2 separate regions of the Homo sapiens genome follow, and region 1 is linked to region 2. Evidence: read pairs that join two places in POLR2A ChIA-PET (ENCODE). Cell type or tissue: GM12878. All regions are shown on one strand. Links, peaks and the distances in the headings refer to the core of each region. The heading gives the core; the rest is flanking DNA.

Region 1 (6,625 bases), core at 2,320-4,819, 61 kb after region 2:
TCATTTCTTTCCAATGGAGAAAGAGTTCTATTTTCATTGTTACATATGTGATTATGAACATTTCCAACAAAACATAGCAAATAAAATTATCCCTTTAACCTCACATCTGTCCCTCCTCCCTCCCACTCAGTGATATCATTGTTAATGGTTTGCCATGCATTTTTTCCAGACTTTCTGGACATAGAAAATAAATTTTCAAAAAAAAAAGGTGTATATTACATATGGTACTCTGTAGTCTCTTTTTTTCTGAACATATTTAGGATATTTTTCCAGGTCAAGATCTATCTACCTTCTCCTCCATTGTGTGAATAAACTGTCATGTACATAATAGGATTCCTGATTTGACCACATTTATCTTGCTTGCTGCGTTTAGGTATTATAAACAATGCAATATGCTACAAGCAGCTGTGCACACAACTGTTTGTCTTATGATGTTCTTTGGACAGATTTACAGAATGATTTACCATCTGCAAAGTGCTGCCACATCCATTCATTTATGTGATCCAAAGAGGTGGAGGCAGAGGCAGTCACAAGCCTGGACTTGAGTCAGGCAGGCCTGGGCTGGAACTTGGATTAGCAGACCACAGCCAAGCACTTCACTCATCTCTAAATCTGGAATTGTAGAAGTCTTTCTCCCATTTTATATGTGCTTGCAGGATTCCTTAAGTTAATGTCTGTAAAATACTTAGAAAAGTACATGCCACATATTAAAAACTCAAAAGATATTAGCTCTCAGTGTTGGAATTAGCTATGGTTCCTCAAAACAATTCTGATATTGTGGATGCCAATGCATCCAAAATACAGATGAAGAAACTTGAGGCTCAGAGGGGCAAGATGTGTCAAGGTCAATGACCAACAAGGAAAGAGAATAGTTAATGGCAACTTCATTAGTCTCTGTGCAAGGAGAGACTTTTGCAGAGAGTTTTTCATAATATTGAAAGAAGTTGCCAGAGAAGTTGGAGAGGGCCTAAAGCACCATTCCGTTGTGCCATCGACACCACACTTCTGATCATGGAAGGAGCATGCAATTAGGCAGAAATGAGCTTAGGTTCAGGTTGGGCCATCTGTGAATGGAACATTCTTGGGCAAGTTACTAAATCTCTCTAATTCGTGTGTTGTGTATCTGGGATTTCAGTGGAGTTTTATAAACAGTTAAATGAGATTATGTCAAGTCTATATGCACAGTTGCTGGCATATAATAAGACCTTGAAACTTGTGTTAACAGCAGTGTCAGAATTAGAACCCACATCTTCTTTTCCTTTTTATTGCATCCTTCTGCCACCAACTCCAACCCTTGTCTTCTAGTGAAGGCTAATACAAAGTGCAAGACATGTGTGACAACATGAAAGCATTGCCCAAGTCCCGCCTGGCACATGGGGTGGGGACACTCACCCAGTGGGTGGGGAGAAGCAGAGATGATGGGATAGAGCAGTGCCACCCACCCTGCCTTGTTTACCCTGCCTCCCCTTCGCTGAGCTGTCTCTGTCCCTGGCTGCCTCTGAAGCTTGCTTCACGCAATGAGATGTCAATGCAGTAAAATCTTTCAGGATGGAAACCAGTTCAAACAGGAAGAAAGAAGACAGCACTAAACCTAGAACTCATGCAAAAATCACATTCCCTCTAAGGGCCAGAGAGAGAGAGGGTGACTGTACTGTAGATGATATCTGTTACTATTTTTCAAAGTTAGATATTTTCTTTCTAGGTGTTTGTGGTAGTTTCAAGATAAGAAAGAAATGGAAAAGACCTCTTCCATAGAACACAGAATGGACAAAACAGTAGCAGCCATAGATTGCTGCTGTTTTCACTGTAAGAATATACATTCTTTCTCTTTTGCTTAAAAAAAAAATGTAGGCCTTTGGATTTCACTCTGTAGCTGTGACCTTGTGATCTTCATCTTAGCACTGAAAAGGCCTAAAGACAAAGCAGGCAGAGGAGGTGAGATTGTCCTTGGCATAAACACAGGGCCAAGGCTGCCTGTGTGCTGGACTGGAGGAAGCAGTGGCCCCCTCAATGTTCAGCAGAATAGGTCCTTCATTCTAGCTCTGATGACATTTCCTGTCACACAACACTGGTCATATTACCTTGTGCAAACCCCATCCTAAAGCTGAAGTTTTTCTTTCTGTAAAATGGATTGCACTGTCACTATTTTTGAAACCTTAGACATTTACATGACACAATCATATTTTTAAAAGTGTATCACTATCAGGTATATGTTTAATATATTTAACAAAATCACCTCACTTCTAAATATTCAAACATGAAAAGTTTAGGGCAGAATTCCCTGTAAAGATGGTAAATTAAAATAGGTACATATTTTTCCTCCCTCTTGAAAACCTCCTGAAAAAATAGAATTTCTTTGAAAGAAAGGTAGGAATCATACGGAAAGTTAGTACATGACATAGCAGACCTGAGAAAAGTATTTCATAAGCCAGCAGTGGAGGACCCTGAGGACTCATCCAATCTAAAACAAAGTTTCCGGAAATGGTAGTACCAGGTGCCCCTGCAAGTCAGGGTGAAGGAAAGGAAGGAGCTCAAATAAGGAGGATCAGCTGAGAGCCTGTTCCAGAAGCAGTCTGACTCCATGGGGCTGAGTTATTGAAGGTGTATTCAATAAAGAAGAAAAAAACAGAAGACATCTGGCCTAGGAGATGCCAGACGAAAGTGTGGGCAGTGATACCTTACTCAAAAGCAGGTTTCAATCAAAGTGTGCATCCTGGAGGCTAAAACCTCCAGCACTTTCCTCCCGTTCATCTCCTAGCGCACTGGTGGCCAGGCCTTCACACATCATGCAGGGATCAGACAATTCTTATTTGTGAAATCCTAGCAGTCCAAGAAGAAAGACTTGCATATATTGATATTGGCATCTCTCCAACTAAATGTCCCAACCAGATTACCCTGCAGTAAGCTCACAGGCCACAAGCCCTACTCACATGCTCAGTCAGTGCTCTCCAGCTAAATGTCCCAACCAGGTCACCCTGCAGTAAGCTCACAGACCACAAGCCCTACTCACATGCTCAGTCAGTGCTCTCCAGCTAAATGTCCCAACCAGATCACCCTGCAATAAGCTCACAGACCACAAGTCCTACTCACATGCTCAGTCAGTGCTCTCCAGCTAAATGTCCCAACCAGGTCACCCTGCAGTAAGCTCACAGACCACAAGCCCTACTCACATGCTCAGTCAGTGCTCTCCAGCTAAATGTCCCAACCAGGTCACCCTGCAGTAAGCTCACAGACCACAAGTCCTACTCACATGCTCAGTCAGTGCTCTCCAGCTAAATGTCCCAACCAGATCACCCTGTAGTAAGCTCACAGACCACAAGTCCTACTCACATGCTCAGTCAGTGCTCTCCAGCTAAATGTCCCAACCAGGTCACCCTGCAGTAAGCTCACAGACCACAAGCCCTACTCACATGCTCAGTCAGTGCTCTCCAGCTAAATGTCCCAACCAGATCACCCTGTAGTAAGCTCACAGACCACAAGTCCTACTCACATGCTCAGTCAGTGCTCTCCAGCTAAATGTCCCAACCAGGTCACCCTGCAGTAAGCTCACAGACCACAAGCCCTACTCACATGCTCAGTCAGTGCTCTCCAGCTAAATGTCCCAACCAGATCACCCTGTAGTAAGCTCACAGACCACAAGTCCTACTCACATGTTCAGTCAGTGCTCTCCAGCTAAATGTCCCAACCAGATCACCCTGCAATAAGCTCACAGACCACAAGCCCTACTCACATGCTCAGTCGGTGATCACCTTAGCATCACACACAATGAAATGAGAACATAGCCCCAAGGATTAAAGAGAACTAAGGAACAATGCTCACATAGAAGAGAGAGTGAAAACAAGCAAACAGAAGCAAATCTACTTGGAGGACACAGACTCTGTGAGGCAAAGCAAACTTTAGAAAAGAGGCAGAGAGAACTTAGAAAAATAGCAGAAGAGACCATTGTAAATTGGGAGATAGTACTTAAAAAAACTAAACATTCAGAGAATGAAAAGGAATCTTGGATTTTTCCAAATTGCTTTTTTTTTGGTGGGGGGGTGGCATGAAATGAGGAGTGTGCAAGAAATGGGAATCCATCATAGTTTACAACTTGGATGAGAATGGCATTTGCATATTCAAAATATTTTAAGTAATAAATATTGATCAAAGCAAAATTATACCGTAAGTGTATGGGAGGGAGGAGAAATGGGAAGGATGCATGTGCCTCATGGGACAGTGGGAGGAAAGAGTGAAATGCCTGGTTTTTTTTTTTTTTTTTTTGAGACTGCTCTGTTGCCTAGGCTGGAGTGCAATAGTGCAATCTCGACTCACTGCAACCTCTGCCTCCTGGGATCTACCTATTCTCCTGCCTCAGCCTTCCAAGTAGCTGGGACTACAGGCATGCGCCATCATGCCTGGCTAATTTTTATATTTTTAGTAGAGACGGGGTTTCACCATGTTGGCCAGGCTGGTCTCGAACTCCTGAGCTCAGATGATCTGCCCGCCTCAGCCTCCCAAAGTGCTGGGATTACAGGCATGAGTCAGCGGGCCTGGCCAAAATGCTTGTTTTCTATGGTGGACAGTTAATAGACAATGCCAAAAGTGAAAAGAAATGTTTAAAAAAGAAGTACCAAAGCATATTATTGGCATCATGTTCATAAATGCCAAAATAACAATTACAACAGCTTAAAGAGGTACAAAAGTTCCTCTGGCAAGGGGATCATGAGAGACTGCTGTATTTCGTTTGTTTGGGGGTTTGGATTTTTTTTTTTCTTTTTTGAGACAGGGTCTCACTCCCTGTTGCCCAGGCTGGAGTGCAGTGGTATAATCACAGCTCACTGCAACCTCAACTTTCTGGGCTCAAGCCTGCCTCAGCCTCCCCGATAGCTGGGACTACAAGTGTGCACCACCATGCCAGGCTAATTTTTGATATTTTTAGTAGAGATGGGATTTCGCCCTGTTGCCCAGGCTGATCTTGAACTCATGGGCTCATGCAATCTTCCCGCCTGGGTCTCCCAAAGTGCTGGGGTTATAGGCATGAGCCACTGTGCCCAGCTTGTTTTGTTTTTAAATGAAGCTTGAAGAATTTTTTGAACTATATACACTTATAACTTTGATAAAAATAAAATTTCATATCAAAACTGTAAGTAGCATCATTTGTGTAAAAGTAGATTTCTCAAATTATTAAAAATATTATCCTATGCAATTAGACACTGAGCACATCAAAGTTTCATTTAACTGGTAAACCAGGGAACAAGCTGAACAACAACAACCTGGTTCAAAAGTATTCAGGCTTCTTGATATTTTGTGAGAGAAGAGATACTTGTATAAAATTATCATTAGGTATAAAACAGGTAAATTTTCTCCAGAGTAATAAAACTATGAGTTTTAACAAAGCAGCAAACATCACATTTTATCATTTTTCTGCAAGTTAACTACTAACTCTGCAAGGTTATAACATTTCTAGTTTCTAATCAGTTGTGGATGGTTAATCCAAACAAAGTTATATTCCTGAGAGGGTAAAAGGACCTTCCGTGTGGTTTTTCCAAATGTTCTATTAAAAATGTCATGCCATCCTCATTTTGCTTTATTTCCAAGTTTTGGAGCTTTTTCTTGCACACTTGCCATAAATATGACCAACTTCAAAAAATAAACACAATAAAAACAAAACAATGTCATTAAGTTCTAAGTAGATACTGTTTGCTGCCTGCTCTGACCTGAAGATTTTCCTCTTTGTTAGAAAAGGTGTTTTTACAAGAACTAGAGAGGTATTAAAGACATATAATCACCAAAACGAGATTTCTCTACTTGGTATCATGAAAAGTGTTGAAAGAAAAATGAAAAAAAAAGGCCACATTTTTTATATAATTTGGTTTAGTGTTATGAAATGCTTTGTCTATTGTTACTTAAAATATTCTCATATTTGGTGTGCTTTCTTATTCTAGAAACCCTACAGGAGATCAGTAGTTTTGCACTGCATTCTGAAAAGTCCTAGGAGTGGCCTAGGGTCAAGAGTGAGTCAGGAAGAGAGGGCTTGGCTCCCTTAGCCCCGACCCTGCCTAGTCCCCATCCACTCCCAGCTCACCTTCTGCTGTGTTATGTAGTGAGCTCTGCATAAGACTTCATTTGAAGTCCCTTCCAGATACCAGAGCCTATAATTATTAAAAGAAAAAAAAATCACTACAATTTGCAGTGTGTTTAGGTTGGATGGATTAATTTCTTTGCCAAGGCCATAATGGGAAGACTGATTTTGTCATTTCAATTACAAGCTACCGTTTAGTTTGAGCCCAGAAGTCACTTTCCTAGAGTCTCCCTCCACTTGCCTGGCACTGGAGCAATTAACAGTGGGTGATTTGTGGCTGCACTTTTACTGCTTAGCACAGGTTTATCATCTTGAAAGTTTTCCATTTGCATATATGCTATACATTCTTTGGGTGACATTTAGATATCACCCAGAGTTTAGATTATGCATTGCCTTGTACTGCACTTTCTGCTACGTGCTGGCAATCTGCAAGCCCAACCAGAGAGCTGATGCAAACCAAGGGGAACGTGAGTTGCAGCCACCACTTACTGAGGGCTTACTATATACCAACCCCCAGTATCAAAGACTTTACCTGCATTACCTTGTTTATTCCTCAAACCAGTA
Region 2 (6,625 bases), core at 1,311-3,810:
AGCCTCTTGAATCTTTTGTTAATCATTCCACTGCTTTCCTTTTCATGCAGTTGTATTGCATTTATATATATTCCCAGTATTTTAGTTATTTGAACTTTACGAAAAGTGTATTGAACTGTTGATAATTTGAAGGAATTTATTTTTTTTACTTAATATTAAACTAGGAATCATCCATATTACTGATTGCTGGAGTTCATTGTTTTGATGACGGTAGGAAATTCCATTGTGTGAATAAGCCATAATTTGTTCATTCATGCTTTCAATTTCAGGCATTGGGTTGTGTCAGTGTTTCTTCTATTGAAAGCACTGCTGCTAAGAACATTCTTGTACATGTCTCTTGTTGTAAATGTTCAAGAGTCTCCTTTGGGGATAGAACTACTAGTAGATTTGCTTGGCCATAAGGGATCAGAATCTTTAGGAGATAGTGAACACTCTTTTCCAAAGGTGGTTGTACCAATTTACACTCCCACCAGCAATGCCGAAGTGGACCTGTGTAGCCACAGTCTCTTTAATGCTGGATATTGCCCTACTTCTTAACCTTTGCCACTAAAATGGGCTTAGACTACATCATCACTGTCTTCAGTTGCATTTCCTTGATCACCAGTAATGCTGAAAATCCTTTGTTCTGTTTTCTTTGCCACTCGTGTTTTGTTTCTTTGCTATGTCTTTTCATGTCTTTTGACTGTTTTTCTTTTTTCTTTTTGAGACGGAGTCTCGCTCTGTCGCCCAGGCTGGTGGAGTGCAGTGGCGTGATCTCGGCTCACTGCAACCTCTGCCTCCCAGGTTCAAGCGATTCTCCTGCCTCAGTTTCCTGAGTAGCTGGGATTACAGGTGTGTGCCACCACGCCTGGCTAATTTTTGTATTTTTAGTAGAGACAGGTTTCACCGTGTTGGTCAGGCTGGTCTTGAACTCCTGACCTTGTGATCCCTCTGCCTCGGCCTCCCAAAGTGCTGAGATTACAGGTGTGAGCCACCGCACCCGGCCTTTTGTCTTTCTGTCAGATTGGTTGTATTTTTCTTATTGATCTATAGGATATTTAATATATTCTTTCTACTTATCTTTTGCTGATTTTATGTATTGTGAATATCTTCTCCCAGTTTATACCTTGTCTTTTTATTTAAGATGCATTTTCATGAGCAAAAGTTCTTAATTTTAACACAATCAAATCAATGTTTTTTTAGTCAAATTTTTGTGTGTGCCTTAAGAAATCTTTCTCAGTCCTGAAGTCTAAAAGATGTTCATTATTTTTACTAAGAATTCTATAATTTTAGTTTTGATACATAAATCCTTTATCTACAGAGTTTATGTTTTATATATAGTGTGAGTAGGAATCTGATTTTTGTCTTTCATTTTTGTTTTTTTCCCATTTGACCACACCTCTTTCCCAGCTTCATCTGCTGGACAGTTTCTCCTTTCTCCATGCCAGTGTCATTTTGCATTTTCAGGACATTGCTCTTTCCTACAGGCTGTGGGCTGAGTTGCTATAGCCTAGATTCAATCTCCGGTGCTGAGGACAGGGTTGCTGTAGACTGGATTCAGTCTCTGGTCCACAACATGCAGGTTCTCTGTGCTATCGCTCACTGAGAGCTGAAGGATTAGGAAAAAGGAGTAGCCTCTCCTCCTCCAGTCAAGCCCCTGAATTAGTCTTCAGTGTGATGTTAGCATCCTGGGAATTATGTGCCAAGGCATAGCACTTACCTTCTCTCGGCTTGCACTTTCTCAATTATGAAAGAAATAATTTTCCTTATGGTAAGAAATTGCTTGGGCTCATAAAGCTACCTTCCTGTAGTTTCTTTTTGTATTTGATAATAACAGCACTGAACTGGGAGTGAGGAGACCTGAATCATAGTAAAAACAACATCAGCAGTTGCAACAGCAACTGACGTTTATTGACTGCTTATTATGCACTGGCACTGTGCTAAACAGTTAGGTATATTATCTCATTTAGTGCACAGTTGTGAGATCTTGGGCATGTCCCTTAACCTCTGTAGAACAACTGTAAATGATGACACTGAACAAGATTTTGTAGTGTTCCACCAACAATGAAAATCTATGTTTTAAAAAAGTCATCCTCTGCTTCACAGTGATAATAATTCTGAATCTTTTTCACATAATACCATTTAGTGCCTTAAAAACCCTCCTCTTCCCATTGAAAAATATTCTCCCAATACTGTGTTGAGAAGTATTGAGAAGCATTCCCCCAGTACGTCTCAGCATCCTGCCTCAGCTGGGGGCAAGGGATGAGGCCATTTTATAGAACCTTAAGTGAATGGAGGGCAATTACATGATGCATTCGAGGTTACACAGCTGGTCATTTAACAGTGCCTCATGTGCTGGAGCGTTTCATTTCTTCAAGAAAGTACCATCGATTTTGAGGACAAGTTTTTTCTCATCAGAGCATTTAGAGGCATCAAAGTTCTTCAAGTGAGGAGCCCACTTTGCCCGTTTCAACTGCAGTGTCACAAAGCCATAGCCAGCACCAAAACGTCCCTTCCACACTCTGGAGATCTGAGAAGGGGTTCTCCCTCAAATCCTCTCTTCCTGTTCTGATGTGACAGATTGCAGACTTCATTCTCAGAGAGAAACCTTCAGATCCAGAATCAGAGAAGACAGTGATTTAATGTGCTGCAGAACAAGTCCAAGAGAGATTTATGAAAGTGTCTGTTGGGGGTGAGGGTGCACTGAAGTTAAAAAAAATTGGCATACAATCAAGGAAAAAAATCTGTCTTAAACTTCCAAAAATACTTAGAATAGCAGCTTTCAATGGCCTTATGAACTACAATTTAATTAGGGGAGAAAAAAATTCCCGATCACTTCTTTAATAGCAATGTAAATAAACTCAATAAACTCTTCGTGTGTGTGTGTGTGTGTGTAATTTACCTCATTAAAAATAGAGAACAACAAAATCACTCTGTTCTCATATCTTTCAAACTATATTCCATGGGATTCTTATCTAGTTTTGGAATGATTCTTTGCATTAATGGAAGCATACATAATGAGGGCATTTATATAAATCTTTATAAGGTTATGCATTTACTCCAAAATTTTGTTTTCACTGTGAAATTGCAATCATGAATGATTCCCATTATGCTGAGGTGGGGTTTTAGAATGTTTGTATGGTTTGGCTGTGTCCCCACCCAAATCTCATCTTGAATTGGAGCTCCCATAATTCCCACGTGTTGTGGGTGTGACCTGGTGGGAGATAATTGAATCATGGGGGCAGTTTCCCTTATACTGTTCTCATGGTAGTGAATAAGTCTCACGAGATCTGATGGTTTTATAAGGGGAAACCCCGTTCGCTTGCTTCTCATTCCCTCTTGCCTGCTGCCATGTAAGACGTGCCTTTTGCCCCCTGCCATTATTGTGAGACCTCCCTAGCCACATAGAACTGAGTCCATTAAACCTCTTTTTCTTTATAAATTACCCAGTCTTGGGTATGTCTTTATCAGCAGCGTGAAAATGGGCTAATACAAGCATCCTGAGACTTTTATGTTGATCTGTTGAAATTTGATTTTGCTAGGTTATTTTTCCCCAACATCTTAGAATAGAAGGAAATTTCCTGAAGACGACAATACAGTTGAATTGAAAATTTGCTGCAGATTCATTTCAGTTCAAGTAATATTTATTAAAAATCTAAAACTGTGGCAGCACTGTACTGTGGGGACTATTAACAAAATACAGTAATAAGTAATGTATGGCCACCACTTATTTAACCATGATTTTGTGCCAGGCCCCAAATAATTAACTAGTTTAATTATCATGACATCCATGTAAAGTGTAGGTATCACTATTCCTATTTAACAGGTGAGGAAACTGATAAGGAGGTTTAAAAACTTGCCAGTTAAGGAGGTTTTAAAACTTGCCAATAGTTACACACCAAGTAACAGCAGAGACACCATTCCAACTGGGGTCTGTCTGATTCCCCAGCACACACTGAACTGCCATGCTGGATGACTTCTGGAACAGAAGAGTTTCTGTCCCCAGGAGCTTACGATTGGAGAAGAAAAGATTTACCCAAAGATCTCTTTAAATTTGAGCTCACACATGCTGGGCAGGTAATACAAATGAGTGAAGGGGCAGGGTCATAGTTATTATGAGATTTGCTAAGATAATCATTCCTTTCCGAGTAGATAGTCCTAATGTCACCTTCACTTGTATTTTTACAACTCAGATTTTCTACTTGCCTATTAAACATGTGGGAACCTTCTTTACTTCACAGAGAAATCTGATTTCTTTAATTTTCCTCCCTAAAACACAGTGCCATCTGGTTAGTCATCCATATCCCCATGACTGTTTTTTGTTGTTGTTGTTGTTGTTGTTGTTTTCTTTTGAGACAGAGTCTCATTCTGTCACCCAGGCTGGAGTGTGGTGGCACAATCTTGGCTCACCGCAGCCTCCGCTTCCCAGGTTCAAGCGATTCTCTTGCCTCAGCCCCCGGAGTAGCTGGGATAACAGGCATGAGCCACCATGCCTGGCTAATTTTTTGTATTTCTAGTGGAGACAGTGTTTCACCCTGTTGACCAAGCTGGTCTCGAACTTCTGACCTCAGGTGATCTGCCCACCTCGGCCTCCCAAAGTGTTGGGATTACAGGCATGAGCCACCACACCCAGCCATATGCCTATGTGTGACAGAGACAAGTGTATGGTGAAATGTTTCTTTGCTACTAAGGAAGCAAGAGTGACAGAAATCAATGGCCAGTCAGCTCTGGGAGGAGAGACTATAGGGATTGGTGAGGACTGGGGCAGAGTCTGTGCCATGGGTAAACAGGACAGCAGTGAGGCAGGGCCATGTCAATATGCAGACACAGTGCTGCTTGATAGTCTGTCTCTCTTTCTTTTTTCTTTTTTTTGAGATAAGTCTCCCAAGTGGAGACCTGCTGATTTATTTTCAAATGATATAGAAAACAGACAAAACCTACAGATGGACCCAGAATAGCAGTCTCTGGTGCAAATATAATGTTTATAGAGTTTTAATAAATTTATAAGGTTTTCATTAATTTATTATAAATAAATTTTATAATAAAGTTTTATACAATTATAAATATGATAACTTATAAGTTATTATGTTTATAAATAACCCTATAAGAATGACTATTGCCAGAATTCAGTGGAAACAGGGCTGTTGGAACATTGGGGACAGTTTTATGGAGAAGGCAGGATGTCAGCCGAACATGAAAGGCCAGTGTATGTGACACAGGCCCTCTCTGGATGACAGCCTGTGGGAGATCTTGGAGTGTCTGAGCTGAGAGATGCCTGCTTCTCAACCTCAGCAGCCCTTGGGATTCCTCCTTGCCTGATATGCTTCCTTGCTAAGGGGGGCCTTGGACCACACCGAGACCTCTGCTAGGCATGCTTCTGAAGATGTTGGCCCAGAGATGGGAAAAATGGCATTTATTCTTTATGTAAGTTAGGATTATCAAAATATTGTGAGTTGATTGTAAGACATTTGGAAATGTATAAAATGTCCATGATCTCACGATTTAGAGGAAACCATTGTTTATTCTTCCTCTCTTTTGTATCATATATATGATATGATATGAATCATATTATATTTATATAAATATATATATTTATATAAATATATATATATAGGTCTCACTCTGTTGCCCAGTCTAGAGTGCAGTGGCATGATCATAGCTCACTGCAACCTTGACCTCCTGGGCTCAAGCAATCTTCCCACCTCAGCCTCCTAAGTAGCTAGGAATGCAGGCACACATCACCATGGCTAGCTAATTTCAAAATATTTTTTGTAGGGACAGGGTCTCACTACATTGCCCAGGCTGGTCTTGAATTCCTAGCCTCAAGTGATTCTTCCACTTCAGCCTCCCAAAGTGCTGGGATAACAAGTGTGAGCCACCACACTTGGCCTGTATCATATATTTTATATAATTGGGATCTTGTTTTGCATGCTGTGTAATCTGATTTCTGAAAATTATTAGGAACATTTTCCCATTCTATTTTTAAGGGCTTCACAGGACTCTTTGAAGGACACTGGCTATAGTCAATTTTATGGCTTGGCTCTGCGCCCCTGACCAAATCTGACCTTGAATTATAATAACCCCCACGTGTCAAGGGTGGAACCAGGTGAAGATAACTGAATCATGGCAGCAGTTTTCCCCATGCTGTTCTCATGAGATCTGATAGTTTTATAAGAGGCTTCCCCCTTTGCTCGCCACGCATTCTCACTTCGTCCTGCTGCCCTGTGAAAAAGGTGCTTGCTTCTCCTTTGCCTTCCGCCATGATTGTAAGTTTTCTGAGGCCTCCCTAGCAATGCGGAACTGTGAGTCAGTTAAATCTCTTTCCTTTATAAATTACCCAGTCTCAGGTATTTCTTTATAGCAGCATAAGAATGGACTAATACAACCAATTGTAATATTTTCTTCTTTAAGGACATTTAGGTTCATTTCATTGTATGCTAGAAAAACTTCCTGGAATTCATACCCTTAATAGACAAATCATTGTCCTCTTTGCTTATTATTTGTTTACCATTGGATGTGAGTCTCACCCAAACTTACCAGTGTTTGTCCAGGTTTTGACTCTCCCTTTTCCCTACTTTTCAAACACAAAGGTGCATGCACACACACACAGAGGATTTTGCTTCCTCCCTGTGTGATAGACTCAGCA

Evidence for each region. Peaks named below come from ENCODE experiments on the same cell type or tissue, not always from the same donor. Only the 100,000 strongest peaks of a DNase experiment are listed, where the experiment ranks them.
Region 1: POLR2A ChIA-PET joins it to region 2 with 7 read pairs; 2 of 35 experiments call an interaction of 5 or more read pairs at or near these places.

The regions. Positions count from the first base shown.
Region 1 is chr5:169,831,020-169,837,644 of GRCh38, forward strand. All of the region lies in intron 26 of DOCK2 (dedicator of cytokinesis 2), which reads left to right. Among named protein-coding and RNA genes, the nearest start is that of INSYN2B, 150 kb to the right of the region's middle. RefSeq lists an enhancer at 3,753-3,922. In GM12878, for the core only: no CTCF peak of the experiment used is centred there; DNase peaks (open chromatin) are centred at 2,877 and 3,737; H3K27ac peaks cover 879 bases.
Region 2 is chr5:169,770,596-169,777,220 of GRCh38, forward strand. The region is part of intron 25 of DOCK2 (dedicator of cytokinesis 2); the gene reads left to right. Among named protein-coding and RNA genes, the nearest start is that of DOCK2, 140 kb to the left of the region's middle. In GM12878, for the core only: no CTCF peak of the experiment used is centred there; no DNase peak of the experiment used is centred there.